Regions from separate parts of the Homo sapiens genome. Here region 1 is linked to region 2. Evidence: chromatin contacts called from ENCODE Hi-C or POLR2A ChIA-PET data. All regions are on one chromosome and are shown on one strand. Each heading gives the region's core, a stretch centred on a gene start or an enhancer-like site at or near the end of the contact. The rest is flanking DNA. Distances are from core to core; before and after follow the strand shown.

Region 1 (5,316 bases), core at 322-2,821, 66 kb before region 2:
TCTGGCCACGCACGGTGGCTCATGCCGGTAATCCCAGCACTTTGGGAGGCCGAGGCAGGTGGATCACGAGGTCAGGAGATCGAGACCATCCTGGCCAACATGGTGAAACCCCGTCTATACTGAAATACAAAAAAATTAGCCAGTCATGGTGGCGCGCACCTGTAGTCCCAGCTACTTGGGAGGCTGAGGCAGGGGAATGGCGTGAACCCAGGAGGCGGAGCTTGCAGTGAGCCGAGATCGCACCACTGCACTCAAGCCTGGTGACAGAGCAAGACTCCGTCTCAAAAAAAAAAAAAAAAAAAAGCATTAGCTGCTCCAGTGAGTGCTACGAAATGTTAAGGTTTACCCTAGACCTTGGCTTTCCATTTTTATGTAAGATTTCAAATTTCAAAACAGGCTCTTTGAGAAGACAGCCTCCATTCATGTATTCATGTGTTCCACAGGTATTGGGTGAGCTCCTACAGGTGCTGGCACTGACTTTCCCAGGTTCTTGCCCTTATGGGCCATAACTCCCACAGATGAGTTCGTGTTCTTGTTCACGTGAGCACTAGGCAACATTAAGCGTCAGTGATATTTGGTGAAAATTAATAAAAAATGTACTTTCAGCTCTGAATGGGGAGCTCTGTAGGCCTTTCTGGAAGTTGCAAGGCATCTCCCACAGCTAGAGTGATAACACAGGCAGTTGGTCAAGAACCCTGTTTTTTAATGATTAAGTGAATGAAAGAGAATGTCACACTCTTACCATCTATCTTCATCCCTTTGTAAACTAAGCTCCTACTATTCTACTAAAACTGCTCACAATTTCAATTTCCTCTCTCTTGAATTAGACAATATCCTGATTTTGTCTCAGTCCTCACCCCCTGTGGTGTCTCTGAAACATTTAATACGATTGGCCATTCCTTTCTACAGATTCTCTAATTTTCTGGGTCTGTTGAAGGAGGCTTTCTTTGTTTTCAGCATGTGAGAGAGCTTGTCAAAGAATGGAGTCATTGCTTGTTAGTAGCTGGGTACGCAGAAATGCCTGTGGAAGTCAGGGTTCATGGTCTGCGGCTAGAAAGGTGCTGGGCAAAGGGGAGGTGTTCAGGCCTGAGGCCTGAGCTGTCAGTACCAAACCAGGGTTACCAGGTTTAGCAATAAAAATACTGGATGCCCAGTTAAATTTGAATTATAAATAAGCAATGGATACTTTTTTTAGTATAACTTTTTTATACTAAAAGATTATTTGTTGGCAATATTTGGGACATCATTGTGATATATTTGGGGCATACTTACATTAACCAATTATTGGTCATTCACATGAAATTTAGATTTAACTGGGCAGTCCTGTATTTGATCTGACAGCTCTTTGCTAAGTTACCATCCAGTCACATTGTCTTTTGTGGCTCCTGGTGCACTTTGAAAGGGGACGATGTGGGCCTTAAGGCAGACACACAGAGTCAGACACTCTCTGGCTTTAGAGAAGTCCGTCTGCCTTTGGACTCTAGAATTGCACCTCCCCATCATCTGTGTGCTACTTCCTCCTTCAGCTGCCAGAGTGTGGTGTTCCCCGCGATTCTGGTAACAGCTGCCTTCTTTTCTCCCAGGGATCTCACTCCCGGCAACACGTGCCTCTGGGTGTGCTCCACATCCAAGTTCCTCGTTTCAGATTCTCACAGCCCCACCTGCTTGCCAGATAGTTCTATCTGTTCTGTTGGACACAGGACATGTGGCAAGACTGCTTTTTGATCCGAGGATATTTTGACTGTCATTTAGGAATATAAATATTTTATCAGATATATGTCATCACCAAAGAATTTTTTGATGACAATATTGTCCTGAGTGACCTTCAGTTTAAATCATTGTGTTTTTAGAGCACAAATAAACCATTTACATTTTTCATGTTTCGTGACATTATTCTCTCCAGGATAGATTATTTGCTATCTGCATTTTCAAGAAAGGTTTCTTGTATTTACCAGCCACTTGTCTGTGGCAGATCTGACAGCTTTGAGCTTCTGTCTCTGTTTCTCCTGGACCACTTATCCCTTCCAAGTGGAGTTTTCCTCCATCAAATTGTGCAGCTTTAGATGTTGATTACCATGTTGAGTTGGCCCTTGCGGTTGTGTGTGTTGGCTGCTTCTGGTTGGTGTGGTTGGTGTGCACAGTCCCATGCAGGTTTCCCAGGATCACCTTCCCCGCCCAGTGCTGGTCAACTGTAGTGCTCGTGCCCATGTTTTATGAGCTTCTGATCACTTTGTAGATTACAAACTAGGGCAGAGAACGACTGGGGGAACCAGAGCGGTAGGGCCACAGTGCCTTACTGAGGGCCACCCTCAGCTCAGATTCAGTGCTTCCAAATCCAAGTTTAGGATTTCAGAGTTACCTTGGGCTCATTCCCTTCATATTGATGATAACTGATGGCATCCGGCCAGTCCTTCCTCCCCTGCCCCTCACATGGTCTTCTTGCTTTTCGTTCTAGTCCCACGCCCTGGTGCCGCGGGTCCTGAGTGTTTCTTCCCACTCCCCACCCTCTGTCTTTCCAGCATCCTCCTGGGTGGCCTCTGTACTTTTTCTCCCCTGTTAAATTACACTGGCACCTGCCCCTTTAGGTGGCGCCTGCCATTATTGACAGCGTGTGCGTGGAGTAGAAAATCCAATGAGTGACTCTTGTGTGAAGCGTCCTGGCTCTGCCCTGAGGGCTGGGGGGCCCGCACTGGTCCACTGGGCTTCTCTGGGCACAGATGTGACTTGGTGTGGGACCAGATGGCCTAGACAGCGTGTCGCACTTGGAGTCGTGCTTGGGACCCACAGGCGGCCGCTGCACCCTCACCACCTGCGTTTTGGGGCAGTGTCATGCATGCCACAGGCAGCCTCAGACCTGGGCATTGGTGCCTCCTTGGCCACTGGCCATCAGGCCTGCTTCCCTTGTGACATTTCACTTTGACCTTTCCTTTGAAGGTTTTTGAAGCAACACTGTACACGCAAAGGTCAACAAAGAAGAGTGGATGATAGGTGGACAGAAATGTAAGTTAAAAGGCAGGAAGTGAGGCTGCTTAATACAAGCAGGTTGGAGGGGATGAGCAAAACAAAAAATGCCCTTGAAATGATTCTTTAATCATTTGTCTTTAGAGACGTAAAGCGGGATATGGAAAACAAACATTTCCATTCAATGTATACACAGTTTGCAAAACAAATAACTGGGCTTTGTGAGTGTCCAGACCTCCTGGAAGGAGGAAAGCGGCTCTGGACTGGGCAATCCTTTTCCGCCTGAGTTCAGAGTGGAAGAAATTGGAGAAGCCGCCCCTCTGGTGGAATAGGTAAAGCAAAAGCCTTTCATTTCCTTAATGAAGTGTAATGCTTCCAAATTTGGCCCAAAAGCCAAACTGAGATGGAAAGGCCTCTGGGTGAGCGGGACTATCCATGAGTGAGGACCCCCCGGCAGATGTCTGATGGTCACTTCATTGCGATCTAGAAAGGCCACAGCCATGGCCAGCTCTTCACCACCCTGCATTCAGGCACCGCCAAGGGCTTTGGTGGTTGATGCTATAGAGCCTGGGACCTTTACATGTTTAAATGTTTTAAAATTAAAATCGGCCATAAAATGTCATTATGTTATGTTTTTATAATTTTCCCATTTTGTTTATGTTTGTAATAGTTTTAAGTCAATTTTAATATTTCTGGGCAACAGCCCTCAAGTCTTCCACCATCTGAATCAGGGCAGATGGAAATACATCAAACAATAACCTTATTTTATTTTTTAAACTGTATATTTGTATAGTACTTTGGTGATTACAAAATACAATTTTTGCTATTTTAATGGCAAAAACTGCAATTATTTTTGCACCAACCTAATACCTTCATATGGTATGGCAAAAACAGTTATCATTTTGGGTACTTAATCTTCACAGCACTTTATAAGTTGGCTACTAATGAGATGTCTTATACATTAAGAAACTAATAATAGTAATATAGTTAACATATAGCGCATACTATGCACCAGGTGCTCTGCAGTGCTTTACATATATAAATTCATTGAAACCTCCTCATCTTGCAAAGGAGAAAAGGGAGACTCAAAGAAATTAAATAACTTGCCCATCTTTTTTTTTTTTTTTTGAGACAAAGTCTCTCTTTGTTGCCCAGACCCAAGTGCAGTGGCATGATCATGGCTCACTGCCACCTCTACCTCCCTAGGCTCAAGTGATCCTCCCGTCTCAGCCTCCTTGGTTGCTGGGACTATAAGCACAAGCCACCATCTCTCGCTAATTTTTTTTTCCTGTATTTTGTAGAGACTTGGTTTTGCTATGTTGCCCAGGCTGGTCTCCAACTCCGGGGCTCAAGCCATCCATCCGCCTGACTTGGCCTCCCAAAGTGCTGGGATTATAGACGTGAGCCACCGTGCCCGGTCCCATCATGTTTTGAATCCAGTTTAACCTGAGAGTTTAACTTCTATCTGTCTCACTGTCTCTTGAGCCTCACAGGAGGAACAAGATGGAGGTAGGGGGGCGGGTGTGGGTGACACTGTCATTATCCCCGCTTCAGATGGTAGAACTGAAACAGCAACATAGCGTAACTTGTTCAAGTTCACACAGCGAGGGCAGGGCTTCTGATTCCTCATCAGTTCCGTGAGCAAATATGAAATGGGACATGGAAAGAATTTTTCTATTCAATGGCAAGTCAATAACGTTGCTTGATGCAAACTGCTAGGCCTTTGTACCCAGGCACGTGGCAGGCCGTGGCCTCCTCCTCCATGCTGAGTTCGGGGCAGAGGAGGTTCAGCAGAGGGACCACTGCACATAGCAGAGCAGCCATTCGTTTAATGCCAGAGGAACATGTGAATGAGCTTCCCCAGGATTCACAGGCAGGTGGGGAGCTGCTAGGTAATTTCACCTGCTGGCCCACCCAGGTAATGTGATTATGTGAATGTGGCATTCAGGGAGTTCTGTATGATGTTAGAAAACTTTTGTTTCTGGTTCTGTTTTTCTTTTAATTTGTGTAATGTGACCAGGACGTCTGTGGCCAGGCTAGCCAGCAGCCGTGTGCTTTGTTTGCTGGTTGGAGCCTGGCCAGCCATGGAGGTGGATCTGCGGGCCTTTGGGGCGACTCCTGCCTCAGCCTCCTAGAGCTCTGATAAGCACCGCTGAAACTCTTTGAGGTTCAGTGTTCTCATTTATGAAATGAGGACTGATGGTTGCTTTTCTAGGTATGTGAAAGACCTAGCACAGTGTCTGCTGCATACCAGCTGCTCAGATGTTATTGCATTACATTGAAGAATTTTTTAAAAATCTGTCTTGATAGTGCAATGTGTTGTTGTAACCTATCACTAGACTCACTGTGGGTACT
Region 2 (5,518 bases), core at 1,075-3,574:
AGGAGCACTAAGGGTAATGATACCAATGAGGGTTGGTTTATTATCAAACCTGAATAGCTGTGGTTTCTCCAGTAAATATTTTCTTCTACTGAACATGGAGCCATTATTAAGAGTTGTGTGTTTTTTATTATGTACATTTGTATATTTTTTTGCTTGTTTGATGTTCTATTTTTCTAATAGTTTTCTTTTAGTTTCTTAAAGTTGTGATACTAGATTTAGATTCTGATGCTAACTGCAAATCAGGTTGGTCTCTGCTGGGTCTCTCCTGCTTTTATTTTACTTTAAGGACAAGTGTAGTTGTCGTCCACCACCTTTCAAAAAATGTGAAACTGCCCTGCCTCCCCTTTTTGCTGACAACACTGTGTACATTGACCACTTCCTACCATACTTTATGTTGTAAAATCAAACTCTTTTGTGGTACATTATCTCATGCTTCTGCAAATTCGAATAAATTCTATGGCTTCCATGTGCATGGTGTGATCTCAAGAATCCTAGTGGGTCTCTCCTGGGACCCAGGCCTGGAAGTGCCCCATGGAGAGTTCCAGATCCCGCTCTGCTTCCCCACAGCCCGTGACTTTAGTCCTATCTTCTCACTTTCCTGTAGCCATTTGGGGAAAATCCTTATTCCAACAATTTGAGCCTCAACCAGAGAATCCCTTGAGCCCCCATTTTGGATCTCTGATACTGTCTGCAGATTTATTTGGCTTTGGGGCCACAGAGGTCTTCCTTCCAACCAAGCTGTTGGGATAAAGCAGCTCAGAGGCTGCCAGTTGTCAGGCATTTGCTGAAGGACTTGGTCTCTGGCAACAAAACGCCCTCACCTGTTGCCGCCCCAGTCTGTGCTGGCCTGCACATACACTATCCTGTTAGAGGGAGCAGAGTGCATGCAGGGCGGAGGGGCTGTCGGGGAGTGTAGCTATCCTGGTAATTGTTACTATCTCACTCCCTCAACTCCCTTGAGAAAGGATCCATTTTTGCACTAGAGGCAAATTCAGTCAAGTGAGCCTTAATTCCCAGACAGTAAAAGGCAGTGATTCACAGCAGCTATACCAGAAGATCTGCTGCCCAGAAGATAAGGTTTGACCTTTGAGTTTTGTCAGCTGATGGATGGTGCTGAAAGCAGACACCCAGGGAGCTGTGCAGAGAGGAAGGCAGGCGAGCTGCTCTCCGGGCCCCAGCGTGCCTATGATCTGGAATATGTGATGAGCGTCTGCACCTGAAAGCATCATGCACATTTCGTGTTCCTTGGCCACACAGAAAGCCAGACCACAGAGCTTGCGTGGTGGGTAAGCAAGCTCGTGCAGCGTGCCCCTGGGACACAGGTTGGGCGTGGTTTCTGGCCCAGTGTAATTACTGCGGGAGGTTCTGCTGCTGCAGAACCTGATTCACAAAAGGGGCCAGCTTCGCAAAGCAGCCCAGAGAGCCTGATAGATTCCAGAACTGGGAAATAAGCATGGGGCATGCCTTGTTCCTGGATTTTTGTATGTGTCCTCTGGTCCCTAAGGATGACTTTGAGCCAAGTGCAAGGTGGACCCCAGTTCCTGCAGCGCCACACTGCCACCTAGTGGCTACTGCTTGGTGCCGCACAGACAGCTTGAAAAGGCCATGCCAAGTCTTTCAGCACTCTCTTCGAAAATCCTGACCGGTGGCTCCTCAAGGTCCTGTGGGGCGATGCCAGGCTGTAGGCTTGAGGGGTACCACCTGGAGAAAGTTTTCCCTTGCACATTTTGGTTATGAAGCACCTCTGGTCATTCAAAAGCTGCCTCCAAATGGCATTCGCAGCAACAAGGAAGCCTGTGGAGCCATGGCCTGGGGTGCTGGCCTGGCTTCCAACTTCAGCCCAGCCCTTACACCACACAGACCTGGGCAGGGTCTGAGGCTGCAGCAGGGAGGGCTGGAACCAACTACAGATAATCCCATCAACCCCTGTTCAAAGGGAACAGTTCAGTTTTACCAAATTAAGCCTGTCCACTCAGCCATAAATACAGCCATTTAAAAAACACAACGTGAGGAAAAGTCTTCAGGAATGAAACAGGCAGTATGTTTGCTGATGAGGGGAACAGCTTTTTGGCTCTTGGTGTGGCTGAGCACTTAATCCCAGTGGATCTGAGACTGCGTGGGGAAGAAAAAGCTGTGCTGGGTGGGACTTTGCCATGGATGCTTTTAAATTCTCCTTAAAACAATGCACCTGATGATGAGTGCCAGCTGGTTCTGAACCGCTGCTCCCACAGTGCAGGAGGAGGGACGAAGCCCAGTGCCTGCCGCGTGAATTTGGCGGTGCAGTCATGTGAGAAGCCGCTATGCACAGTCAGCAGCTGCGTGGCAGGTGCTCTCTTCGTGTCTGTGGTGTGAGTGCCTTAGAGGGAGGAGGCATGGGCACCCAGGAGGTCTGCAGACATACAAGGGACAGGGCTGTCTGAGCTCGGAGCTGTAGGGCATCCCGACCCTGCCTGGCGCTGGCACTGGAAAAAGCTTCCCGACTTAGTGAGTGAGGAAGATTGGCCTGCATCATCACGCTGCGGTGGGAGTGACCCAAGCCTGGCCTCAGAAACACCAGGTGTCTGTCTTGGTTTTATTTTATGAGGTTTGGGGCAAGAGGTTTGAAAGATGCAGACTGGCTAACAAAAATGTATTTAGCAAATTTAATTTAAGTGAATTAACATGCTCTGTCTTAACCACCAGAATGGCTTACCAGCCTTCGGGATTGTGTGTAGTGTGTGTGTATCTGTGTGTGTATGTAAGCATTTGACAGACTCTCACGTGGGCAGGATTCTCACCACTTGGTGGTTACAGATGAGGTGACAGGGTGCAATCCCAGAGTCATTGCTCGAAGTGTACACACTGATGCAGCAATGGCTTTGAGAACATCCTTCAACTTCAATCGCAGGTGGGAAGCTGTCCAACCATTTGGTTTCCACCTGTGCTTAACTCCGTAACTCCCTTCTTGCTAGGGGGATGCAAGTCTCCCACGAAGGGAGAGCCAGCTCTCAGGGCTCCTTGGCACAGAGGAGGTCAGTGAGTGAGTTGACTTCCAGAGTCTCCTCTGCCTACTGCAAATGAGCCGTGGAAGGGGACACCATTCTCCATGGACAGTGGAAAGCTGGCTCTAATCTCACCTCCTGCTCGTGTTGGTGGCTGCCACCCATTTGCTCCTTTGTTATGTGGAGGTGCTGCCAGCTGCCTTGTTTACCGCATAAGGTGGGGTAAGGACAATGGGAGGGGGTCATTATGAAAGTGAAGGGTGCTCAAGACACCCCAAAAGAAACAAACAGGTTAGGACACGTGGCCAGATAGATAGATTATTAATAACTAGATTGCCATCGATATACTGGGATGACCCAGAGGTGGCCCTGGGGTGTTCCCTGTGAGGTCCGGAAGTGAATTTGTGTCTCCAAAGGGTCTGTTGTTCACTACTTGTTCAGGAGGGACTTGCTGATCTCGCTGAAATAGCTGCCACTCCCACAGACCCTGCAAAACCACCACAGGGAACCTGCGAACCCAGCTGTCTCCCTTGTGATGGTGCCAGACACCTGTGGGACACTTCGAGGTCCAGCTGGCTAAACCGGCTGCAGCCCAAACTGAAGGCCATCGGGATGGGGGGAGCAAGCACTTTCAGGTTGAAATGAGTGAATGACCTTTTATGTCCTCCTTCCAGCCAACTCCAGCGCACCCGGCCTTGCAGAGCAGAGGCACTGAGCTCCCAAGTCCAGGGGAGGGGCTGCTCAAGCCCCCAGGCTGGAGGGGTGGGCGCAGGGACCTGGGACCTGCGGAGTCAGGGGAGAGGGGGTCTCTACAAGACTTCTCTCACGGACCATCACCCAACCCCGGCACACACAGAAAAGGGGTCCAGCCTGCAAACGCCACCCCCCTTGCCTCCCTGCCTGGGATCCCCAGCCTGAGAGGGACAGGTCTCCAGTTACATCAAGTAGATATCGCAGAAAGTCCCTCAAGTTTATTTTAATAGGCTTTAAACACAAATATGCAACACAAACTGTAGGGGCAGGAAAAGGGATGTTGTGACCCCATTCATTCAACTAATCACGGCCAGGGCTGCCCCCACCCCCATCCATTCTGACATCCAGCCAGAACCTTGTCCCAGCATGTGGTGGGCAGGGGCGGCGGTCGGGGGGCAGGCCGCCCACGCATCTCCCAAATGCCACGAAGAGACAGGTGGTATCTGGTGGGTCTGTCTGAGGCAGGTGCAGAGGCTGCAGCATCCGAACGTGGAAACGTCGCTCCAGCCTGGAAGGGGACAGAGGCAGACGCCACGTGGAGAGAAATCCGAATTCTGATGGTGTGGGGGGGTGGAAGAATTGAGAAGGAGGCACAGCAGCTGCCGCCCCATGTGTTTCGGGAGCGGTGATGGCTCAGATGAGGAGCCATACATGATGGGTGTCCGTAACAAAAGAAAAAAAACAAACAAACCACGAAGCCAGGGCCACGTGGAAATTAGCTCAAGTACCCAAGGTCAGGGCAGGTTAGGGCAAAGCTCTCACCGAAGTCCACCTAATGAGGAATTACTTAGTGCTAACGATGCTACAACTCTGACCACAGCAGCCTAATACACTGTACCACGTTCTAGCATCACACGGAAGTCAGTATTGCTGTGTAACTGCATTTAGCAGGTGCGGCTATGTAAGCGGTTCCTAATTCGGACAGCTAAGCTGTAACTGAATTTGTGTTTGCAGGTTGTGCCTGCTACTAGAATAAATACTTGTGTATTTAGTCAATGTGGCAAGATCTACTCTAATGGAATGCCCAACTCAATATCACAGTATCATGCAGAGCCACTAAAGCAAAGAGAAATGGTGGTGTTTCCATGTGGATTTACTGTGTACGTCCCCAGAAGGAGCAAGACCCTTGGAGGTTGGCTGGAGATGCACCTGAGGCCCGGAAGCCCAGCGTGGACTCATCCTAGGGCCAGGGACCATGTCTGCCTTCACGTTGGCAACACGTGTGCCGAGCAGGCGTGCCCTGGACAAGCCGACCCCGTCCGCGGGCTGTTTTCTTCCCCGTTCCATGGCTCCGGCCCCTGCAGGACCCCCTCATGGTTCTTCTCGCCTTGGGCACGCTCAAAGACAGGCCTGTGCTCAGGACAATTTTGGGGGGGTCTCAGGGAGAAAGTGCAGGGTCTTTGTCACATACAGGAAACAAGGGCATCATCATCATCACCATATCTGTTAAAACTACTTCTTCCTTTTGTGTATCATGCTCCTAATCTTCCACACCACTACATGAGTACTGTTCATATCCTAATTCTACCATTTTAGAGACAGATGCCAGTCCAGGAGCTGGTGCCCCCTGGCTGGCTGTTTCACTGGGCTCCTCTGTTTGGGAGAACCTTCTGGGTCTAAGATGGGAGCACGGTCAGCAGCAGCGTTGCCTGATCATCCAGCAGGAAGTGCAAGTGGGTTTCTGGGTGGTCGTGTGATGATCTAGCACAGCTCAGAACTGGTCCCCCGGGACAGAAATGGTGTTTTTTTTTTCTGGAAGCCCCTGCTAGAACCCCTGAGCCATC

The links. A loop is a pair of places that touch in the nucleus more often than their neighbours do. ChIA-PET counts read pairs that join two places held with the same protein, here RNA polymerase II (POLR2A). Pooled maps may share reads with other maps.
Region 1: a map of heart right ventricle shows a loop between it and region 2 (2.3-fold over the local background). The contact joins two enhancer-like sites. A Hi-C loop is called at or near these places in 3 of 168 maps with a recorded cell type or tissue (body of pancreas, heart right ventricle and prostate gland) and 2 of 50 pooled maps. POLR2A ChIA-PET finds 5 or more read pairs at or near these places in 5 of 52 experiments (H1, WTC11, activated CD4-positive, alpha-beta T cell and 1 more).

What each region holds. Positions count from the first base shown.
Region 1 is chr13:29,569,631-29,574,946 of GRCh38, reverse strand. All of the region lies in intron 1 of SLC7A1 (solute carrier family 7 member 1), which reads left to right. Among named protein-coding and RNA genes, the nearest start is that of SLC7A1, 23 kb to the left of the region's middle. RefSeq lists an enhancer at 1,476-1,595. Within about 2 kb of position 1,571, at least 6 of the 41 ENCODE cell types and tissues checked have a DNase peak (open chromatin) inside an H3K27ac peak, as active enhancers do.
Region 2 is chr13:29,504,362-29,509,879 of GRCh38, reverse strand. MTUS2 (microtubule associated scaffold protein 2) reads right to left here. Exons shown (of 16, transcript NM_001033602.4): 16 at 3,933-5,518. It overlaps SLC7A1 (solute carrier family 7 member 1), which reads left to right. Exons shown (of 13, transcript NM_003045.5): 13 at 1-466. Among named protein-coding and RNA genes, the nearest start is that of MTUS2-AS1, 19 kb to the right of the region's middle. Within about 2 kb of position 2,324, at least 4 of the 41 ENCODE cell types and tissues checked have a DNase peak (open chromatin) inside an H3K27ac peak, as active enhancers do.